Linked DNA regions of Homo sapiens: region 2 is linked to region 1. A link is a contact called in ENCODE Hi-C or POLR2A ChIA-PET data. All regions are on one chromosome and are shown on one strand. The core of a region is the stretch at or near the end of the contact, and the rest is flanking DNA. Distances in the headings are between cores, read along the strand shown.

What was found. A loop is a pair of places that touch in the nucleus more often than their neighbours do. ChIA-PET counts read pairs that join two places held with the same protein, here RNA polymerase II (POLR2A). Pooled maps may share reads with other maps.
Region 2: a pooled map shows a loop between it and region 1 (4-fold over the local background). The contact joins two enhancer-like sites. A Hi-C loop is called at or near these places in 3 of 50 pooled maps. POLR2A ChIA-PET finds 5 or more read pairs at or near these places in 4 of 52 experiments (IMR-90, activated CD4-positive, alpha-beta T cell, activated naive CD4-positive, alpha-beta T cell and 1 more).

Annotation. Positions count from the first base shown.
Region 1 is chr2:96,837,438-96,842,074 of GRCh38, forward strand. It overlaps ANKRD23 (ankyrin repeat domain 23), which reads right to left. Exons shown (of 9, transcript NM_144994.8): 3 at 4,623-4,637; 4 at 3,350-3,475; 5 at 2,979-3,077; 6 at 2,795-2,893; 7 at 2,560-2,658; 8 at 2,290-2,388; 9 at 475-2,207. The coding sequence ends at 2,112. It also overlaps a transcript of CNNM3 not described here. Among named protein-coding and RNA genes, the nearest start is that of ANKRD23, 4.3 kb to the right of the region's middle. RefSeq lists enhancers at 1-444, 445-999, 4,031-4,636 and silencers at 2,139-2,198, 2,339-2,438. Within about 2 kb of position 2,019, at least 4 of the 41 ENCODE cell types and tissues checked have a DNase peak (open chromatin) inside an H3K27ac peak, as active enhancers do.
Region 2 is chr2:96,912,381-96,916,683 of GRCh38, forward strand. All of the region lies in intron 12 of FAM178B (family with sequence similarity 178 member B), which reads right to left. Among named protein-coding and RNA genes, the nearest start is that of SEMA4C, 44 kb to the left of the region's middle. RefSeq lists an enhancer at 856-1,543. Within about 2 kb of position 1,556, at least 6 of the 41 ENCODE cell types and tissues checked have a DNase peak (open chromatin) inside an H3K27ac peak, as active enhancers do.

The sequences.
Region 1 (4,637 bases), core at 769-3,268:
CAGCAATTGTAAACAGTACATATTTTTAACTTTTGTGTCTACATGTTCATTTCTAGGAGGTAGAAACAGGTTTTTGTGTGTTTATCTTGCACCCGAGATTTTGCTGGACTCCCTAGTTGTCTGCTTTCTGTAGATTCCTAGGATTTCCCACATAGACAAGCATGGCCTCTGCATGAGAATACCTGGATCCTCCCCTCAGGGCTTCTGACTTAGGGTCTGGACATCAGGACTTTTTAAACCTTCCTGGTGATTCTGATAAGCAGCTGAGGTGGAGAACCACTGCTCTTTGACCTTGTCGTCAGTGAGCAGAGGTGCCTTAAGCACAAAAGCCTAGTGCCAGGACCCCGCATCCCGCCCACTCTGCACTCGGCCTATCTTGCTGTCGGCCGGCATGGCTAACAGGCGTGGGCCCTATCAGACAGTCCCTGGTGACTGAAGCATGGGCTCCTCTCGGCCCAGGAAAGACGGCTAGGCTGTAATGGATAGCCAGTTTTAATGAACAGAGGATACTGATTGGTATAAAAAGGTGTGTTTGTCACTGAGGTGTCCTCATTTTCTAGATGAGGAGTTGTCTTCTCCATGGTCTTGAACGCCTGCTTCGCCATGGCACCAGCGTCTGGGTGCACGCTGGCTGTCGCCACAGGGCAGGAGCTGCTCATGGAAAGGTGTGTGCCCCTAGTGTGCAGCACTGGTCAGCTTTTCCACATAGTAACAACAGCCTTGTTCTGGGCCTGAGAAGGCCCCCAAAGGTAGACGAAAAGGAACCATGGCCAAATGCCTATCAATCAGCCCGGTACCTAATGTAACCCAGGACCCATGTGAGGGAGGCTGAGCCTTCACCTTTCAGCCCTTCCCTCAGCATGTGGTTCTCAGTTTAGGGCAGAGCTTCTTAAGATTCACTTTCTGGCGTTTAGGGGCCCAGCCCCACCAGCAGTACAGGCCTACACCAGTGTAATTTGAAACGTACAGACGGTGGAAGAGGAAGTCTAGGGAGCTTGGGTCCTTAGACCACCAGGGAGCAGGGAAGGGATGGGAAGGGCTGGGGGGCGGCGGGGGCTCACCTTCCTCTGCTTCCCTGTGGGCTGGGTTCAGAGCTCCTCAGTGTCCTGGCCTCCCAGGTGGGATCAAGCAGGGTGGGTGCAGCTGCAGCGTTCCAGGCAAGAGCTCAAGCTCCAGTACCAGGAACATAAGGGGACATAAGGGCCTCAGGCAAACTAGGGTTACGGGCCACTGCCCCAAGAGTTGAGTGGGCCACAAGCAATCCCCAGTGCCCAGGCGCTTCCCCATGAGAGCCGCCAGCAGGCAACGGTGTGCCAGGCCGGCCTGAGCGGGGCCAGTACACAGTGGGTGCGAGGCTTCTCTCAAATGCGCGCTCCAGCTCATCAGTCTTAGGGCTTCTGAGGCAACCTAGTGGGTCCTGGACTTCTGTTGCTGTGGGGCCTCAAACCTGTTGAGTAGCCACCTCAGATGACCAGAACCCACCTCCAGAGTTCCTATGACCAAAGTTGTCTAGAGCCGCTCCGGACACTGCCAGGGTTGCTACTGACAGGAATGGGGTCCCCAGAGAAAGCCATGCCCACAGGCATCCACCAGCTGCAGACAGGCCCGGCCCCTGCATGGCCTGCCTTGGCTGCACCTTGTACATCCTGGATGGCATCTGCCGGCCACGGGCTGAGTCCCCACACACACAGACTGGCCCTGGAGAGAGCAAGGCAAGCCCCCTAACCTGGGACAAGTGGACACTGAGGACTCCCAGACCCAGCCCTGGGTGGCTCCAGCTTGGGACTGCTCCCTTAAGGCTCGTTCTTGGCCCTCACTCTCCTCCCCTTCCTGGCCCTCATCTGGACCCGCGCTTTCTGCTGCCTTGTGGTCCTCTGCTCCAGCCCTGGGAGGGAACGCGGCTCCCCTGACACTCGAAGCCAGGGAGGCCTCTCTCTTTGCCTGCTGGGCCCGGTGCCGCTCTTCAGTTCTGCCAGGGCTGCTGAGGCGGCACAGGCCAGAGAGGGAGGAACCAGGGCTGAGGGCAGGAACCACAGAGGTGCAGACGCGGGGGCGGGGCACAGGATGGAATGGTGGCAGTGCGAAAGGCGCGGCGGGGGGCGGTGCTGCGGTCAGCACCGGGTGCGGGGATGCGCCACGTGGGCCTGCAGGGCCTCCCGGATGCCGCGCTGCCAGTCTCGAGCCAGCTGCACCGGGGTCACGGAGGCCTGGGAGCAACGGTGTGGGTCAGTCCCTTGCAGGCGCTCCACCCGCCCTCGGGTCAGGAGCCAGGGCTGCGCCCACACTCACCGCGTTCCGCACCCCCAGCTCGGCCCCATAGAGCAGCAGTAGCTTCATGGCTTTGTAGCTGCCGTGCCGCACGGCCTCGTGCAGAGCCGTGTCCCCTTCCTGCTGAGAACGCAGGCAGTCAAGCTTCTGCCTCCGCGTGCTGCCCTCCTCATGCAGGAAGGTCAGGGCTGCTGTCACCGAGCAGACAGCACCTCTGGTCCTGGCTGGGGCTCCTCAGTCCCTGCTCCTCTGGAGCTGTCCGAGCCGGAAAAGACCAAGCGCCTGCCTTACCTTATCCTGTGCGTTCAGGTGGGCGCCACACTCGATGAGGTGCTCCAGGCAGTCGGGGTGCCGGGTGCGCACTGCCACGTGCAGGGGGGTGCTCCCGATCTGAGAGCAAGTGGGGGTCAGTGCTGGGTCTGGATTGGTGAGGCCTCCCTAACCCATGGGACTACGTGCTCTCTTCTCCAGGAACAGCGTCTGCTCCCGTGTTCCCGACAGGCCCCCAAAGCACCGTGCCCCTCACCTTGTCCCGGGCATTGACCCGGGCTCCCTGGTTAAGCAGCTGTTTGAGGATGACCAGATGTCCTCCGCGGCAGGCCCAGAACACAGGTGTCCTGTCCAGCTGCAAAACAAAAGCACCCAAGCACTCAGCTGCTGGGATGTGAAGCTGGGCGTCGACCAGAGGCTGGGCCTTTCCCCATCCTCACCAAGTCTCGCGCGTCCACTGTGGCACCTGCCACCAGCAGCTTGTTCACCAGCTGGCTGTGACCCTTCAGACAGGCCCAGTGCAAGGCGGTGCGGTGGAGCTGAGGGCAGAGATGGAAGATTAGGCAGAGGGAGTGCAGCCACCCCTAGAGACCCCACGCGGTCCCCTTCCCAGGGCCAGGTCCCTGAATGGAATTGCCACTTCCCCCACCACGCGATGGGCCGCTCCCTCTCCTCCGTCTGCAGGTGCCACTGGATTCATGCCCATAAGAGTGAAAATCCCTGCAGCCTCCTAGGCCAGGACTTGAACACACTGAAGGCAGCGCTCCTGCAGCTGCAGCTGCTGCCAGCCGACTCACCCAACCTGTGCTACCTTGTCATGGGCATTGGGGTCCCCTCCGTCTGTCAAGTACTTGTCAATCAGGTACTCCTGGTTCTCAGCAGCTGCCTTCAGGAACATCTCCAGGCCCACAGGCTCCACCTGGGCCTGGGACTGCGGCTGGTTCAGTTGAAGACAAGACCAAATCACTCCCGAAGGCCGCAGGTGCCCAAGATGTCACAGCTTCACCAGTCTGGCCCACGGGTCCCATGCAGCCCACCAAGGAACACTGCTGGCTCGTACTAATGCAGTTTCTTATTCTAATCCCACGCCAGGAGATTGAATAGACTGTGTGTGTGTGAGCGTGTGTGTTATGGATTGACTTGTATCTCCCCAAGATTCGTATGAAGTACTAACCCCAGGTACCTCAGAATGTGACCTTATTTGGAAACAGAGTCACTGAGGATGTAATTAGTTAAGATGAGGTCACACCGGCGTATGGTGGGCCCCTCACCAATATGACTTGTGTTAAAGTGGGCTCTAATCCAATGTGACTGATGTCCTTATGAAAGGGGACACGTGGGCCGGATGCGGTGGCTCATGCCTGTAATCCCAGCACTTTGGGAGGCTGAGGCGGGCAGACCACAAGGACAGGAGATTGAGACCATCCTGGCTAACACGGTGAAACCCCATCTCTACTAAAAATACAAAAAAAAATTAGCCGGGCGTGGTGGCGGGTGCCTGTGGTCCCAGCTACTCGGGAGGCTGAGGCAGGAGAATGGCATGAACCCGGGAGGCAGAGCTTGCAGTAATCCGAGATCGTGCCACTGCTCTCCAGCCTGGGCAACAGAGCGAGACTCCGTCTCAAAAAAAAAAAAAAAAAAAAAAAAAAAGTTGGGGGAGACACATGGACACAGGCATGCACACAGGCAGAACGCCCAGCAAACATGAAGGCAATAGTTGGGTGATACATCTACAAGCCAAGGAACGCCAAAGATCACCAGCATCCACCAGAAGCCGGAGAGGCATGAAGGGATTCTCCCTCACCACCCTCAGAGGGAACCAGCCTCGCCAACACCTTCCTGTTAGCCTTCCAGCCCCCAGGACAGCGAGGTGACACATGCCTGCTGTTGAGGCTGTCCAGGCTGTGGGACTTTGTTATGGCAGCCCTGGCGGACACATCCGCGGGGGCTCTGGAGTGGATTTAATGGGCTCCCCAGGCACTGGCTGTGTGGTCCTGGCCTGCAGTGCCCACTCTGCCCCAAGCCCTTCCTCTGGAACTGGAGCCCTGGTGTGTGCACTGCCCTAACCCCGACCTCCCACTCACCTTAACCAGGGGCTC
Region 2 (4,303 bases), core at 306-2,805, 74 kb after region 1:
CGACTTCATGGGCCTGTGTCACAGTAAGGGCTAGGGTGGAATCCTGAGGCCCACCAAGACTCGAGGGCTGGTGGGGGAGGGGTATCCCTGAGGGCAGCTGAGGAAGCCAGGAGGGCCCTGGGAAGCCCAGGGAAGGAAGTGCTGGTTGCTCATCAGGAAGAGCCCGAGAGGTCCCTGGTGACGGAGCAGCTTGGCTGGAGTGCCTGGTGCCCCAAGAGGTGTCTCCTCAGCTCCTGGCCCTTTAGGTCCTTCAGACATCCCACCTGAGAGGGAGCCGCGTCCTCTCCAGCCATGTCCCCCTCCTGGCGATCATGGCCTGACCGCCGCCCACCTTCACGCTGCTGTCTGCCTCCCAGCTCCAGCCCAGGCTCCGGATGCGACCTTCATCTTGCCTCTTGTTCCTTCCTCCAGGTTTGGTGCCCTTCTGAAATCTCCAGGTTGACTGGGCCTTGACTGCCTCCTTCCAGACCTTCTGGCCTCACCCGCCCACAGTGAGAGCTCTCTGTGACACTCTGAGCTCCGAAGAATCCAACCTGCCCGAGGGTGGGCAGGATTCAGCCATGAGTGAAAGAGAACTGGGGGAGGAAGCTTGGAGCTGCGGCAGGAGCTCGAGGGAGATGTGGGTGGAGACAGAACGGCTGTTTTAAGGTAGGAGACGCAGGAACGCATTTATTTGCTGCAGAGAAAGCTAGTGAACAAAAAGCAAACGGTACAAGAATAAGGGATGACTGCAGAAGGTTTTGGGAGAGGCAGGACTGCCAGGATCCAGAATTAAGGGTGCAGTGGGCAGCAGGGAGGTGAGAACTGAGAGCACTGCGTTTGTCTAGTGGGGGTGGCTGTTCGCTGGGAGTGCAGAGGCTTCAGCAGCAGGAAGCATGGAGTCTGCTAAGGTCCCCAGGAGGCTGGCCAGGAACTCGCTGTGGCTCCGGGCAGCCTGAAGGGGTCAAGAGCCAAGGTGGGGACAAGGGACATGCATGTGGCATCACTGTTTGGCCGTGCAGTTTCAAGTCTGAGAACAGGCAGGCAGGGAGTCCACAGTGGAGAAGGGGTCCAGGAGCTGACCCAGGGCCGGGCAGTGGTAAGGGGAGAAGGAAAGGTGGGGCCCTCTGGCCCCACAGTGAGGAAGTGAACAAAATGGGAGGGAAACGAGGGTTTCGAGGGAAGCCACGGTGCATCTGCGCCTGTCCCAGCTCTTATCCCCAGTGCGCAAGGACCTGACGAGCGTGAGGCTGCTCTCTCCCTAGCCTGTCTGCACTTCCGCTCCATCAGTCAGTTCCTCCTTGGTGGCCACACAGAACCTGCTTGGCTGGCTGCTCCAGACATAAGAACACTGAGAGGATCCTGGGGTGCTCCAGAATTCACAGGAAGATGGAGAACCTGGCCAAGGGGTGTGGAGCAGCAGGGTCCCTGGCCAGAAAAGCCTGTGAGGACTGCCGTCCCTGAGTCCTTTCCTCAGGAGCATCCAAGTGGTTAGGCCTGGGTCTCGCTCCCAGAGGTGGAACAAAGGAGTGCCTGACTCCCGGCTTCTGTGCAGAGGAGGGTGCGAGGAAGACGCCTCCTCAACACAGGAAGGAAGCCCACACCCCCCGCAAACCTCAATGTATTTCCATCACAGGAAGAGATCAGAAGAGAGCCAAACATTGTTGGCTTTTACTTATTTGCCAAATATTTACTCAGCACCCGTGATATTCTAGTCCACGCTCTGTTCTGGGTGCTGAGGATGCAGACATGGGGGAGATGGACGGGGCCCTCCCGCCCAGGGAGCTCATACTCATGGGGAGGGCTGGTCATAGTTCACTTCTGGTCCTGGTAGTCCGTGGAGAAAAATGAAGGAAAGGGAGGTTGTGCAGAGCCCTGAGGTGGCAGCTCATTTGGAAAAAAGGATCAGGTGAAACCTCTCTGAGGCAGTGACATGTGAGCAGAGACCACCATGATGAGAAGGGGGGAGTCTCCTACCAACGTGCGGGCATGAGGGAGGGTGGGCATCAAGACACAAGTGCCCAGTGCACCGCAGGGACAGGGAGAAGAAGAGCAGAGGGCAGGGCCACACCGCAAAGGGGCCTTAGCGGCCACCTTAAAGACTCCAGGCTTCCTTCCAAGATGATGCAAAGTCTTGGAAGATTCTGGAGCAGGGAAGTGACTCAATTGCTTATGACAGTTCTTTTATGGTTCAGTGTTTTAGGTGTCATCATAATGTTGTAATTATGTTTTAAAATACCCACCAAGGGCTGGGCACTGTGGCTCATGCCTGTGATCTCAGCACTTTGGGAAGCCAAGGTGGGAGGATCACTTGAGCCCAGGGGTCTAAGACCAGGCTGGGGAACACAGGGAGATCCTGTCTCTACAAAAACTTAAAGAAGTTAGCTAGGTGGGATGGTGCATGCCTGTAGTCCCAGCTACTCGGGAGGCTGAGGCAGGAGGATCACTTAAGCCCAGGAGGTCGAAGCTGCAGTGAGCCTGGATGGCACCACTGCACTCCTGCCTCGGCGAAAGAGATTCTGTCAACAACAAACAAACCACCAAGACCTTATCTTTTTAGAGACACGTACTGAATAAAATAAGTCTAATCATTTGCTCTGATTCACAATGATGTGGGGCAGGGGTGGGGGGCAATGGGTGAGGGAAGGAGGAGTCTCCACGGCTGTGTTTGCTGAGATGGAAAATGGGTACATGGAGTCCATTTTACTAGCCTCTCAACGTTTGTATATGTCTTGAAATTATCTATAACCAAATTTTTTTTTTTTTTTGAGACGAAGTCTCACTCTGCCTCCTAGGTTGGAGTGCAATGGCACAATCTCGGCTCACTGCAACCTCTGCCTCCCGGGTTCAAATGATTCTCCTGTCTCAGCCTCCTGAATAGCTGGGATTACAGGTGCATGCCACCATGCCCAGCTAATTTTTTTTTTTTTCTATTTTTAGTAGAGACGGGGTTTCACCATGTTGGCCAGGCTGGTCTTGAACTCCTGACCTCAAGTTATCCACCCACCTCGGCCTCCCAAAGTGCTGGGATTACAGGTGTGAGCCACCGCACCCAGCCAACAAAACTTTAAAAACTTATTAAATAGAAGTGATTCTGGCTAATTGGTGAGAACTGGCTGTGGGGGTAAGAGCAGGAGCTTGGAGGCCGACAGGGTCTTTAGAAAGGGGAAATAAGAGGATGGGCACGGTGGCTCACGCCTATAATCCCAGCACTTTGGGAGGGCGAGGCGGGCAGATCACAAGGTCAGGAGTTCAAGACCAGCCTGCCCAACATGGAGAAACCTCGTCTCTACTAAAAATACAAAAATTAGCTGGGTGTGGTGGCACGCACCTGTAGTCCCAGCCACTTGGGAGGCTGAGGCAGGAGAATCGCTTAAACACGGGAGGCGGAGGTTGCAGTGAGCTGAGACTGTGCCATTGCACTCCAGCCTGGGCGACAGAGTGGGAAAAAAAAAAAAAGAAAAAGAAAAAAAGAAAGGGGGAAATAAGCCCTAGGCAACCAAAAACACTCCTATTAACCTCACACCCAAAGATGGCCTTTCTTTTCCCCTAAACAGAATTGGCATCACACTTTACATATGGCTTCAAAGCCTTTTTTCCACTCAGCGTATTTCATTAACTTTCCCATTTTCCTGTGACATCATTTTTAGGTACCATATAATACTCCGTAGCACGGGCAGAACTGAATCGATGGTGGGGCACTGAGGCAATTTCCAGTTCTTCACTATCATGACATTGCTATGCCAAACATCCTTGTCAATGAATCTTTGCCATCTAGTTCCCCAGAAAACGATCTAGCTTTTTGAAGGGTGTGCACATTTTAAAGTCATTTGCTTGATTTTGCCAAACTGGCCTCCAGAGGGACTACTGACCGCATCTCATGAGCAGGGAAGCATATGCCTGTTTCCTCACATCCTGCCAACACTGGGCAGCACTGTCCTTTCGGATTGATTCTGGTCTGCCAGGCAAGGAACTCTACGTCATTGTCAGGGCTGGTTTCGTGAGCCGTTTTACGCAGGCTTTGTCCATTCCTCCATCTGACCAGGCAGCCTGCGGGAGCTGGCTTCATCTGACCTTCTGCTTTGAAGCAGCGCACACAGGATGTTTAATGAATAGCCGCAGGCAGTGAAGGAAGAGGATCCCCAGAGCCTGGGACATCAGCTTTCAGTAGAGTGCAAGCAGTTGCAGGAGCCCTGAACAGAAGTGGGGATGGCATGCTGCTCTTCCCAAAGCTGCCTGAGCTGCCCCAATGGCGCCACCTCCCAAGGTGGATGTTCCTCCAAGAACCTCCTCTTCCCCTTGGCTCTGTTTCAGGTGGTCTGCC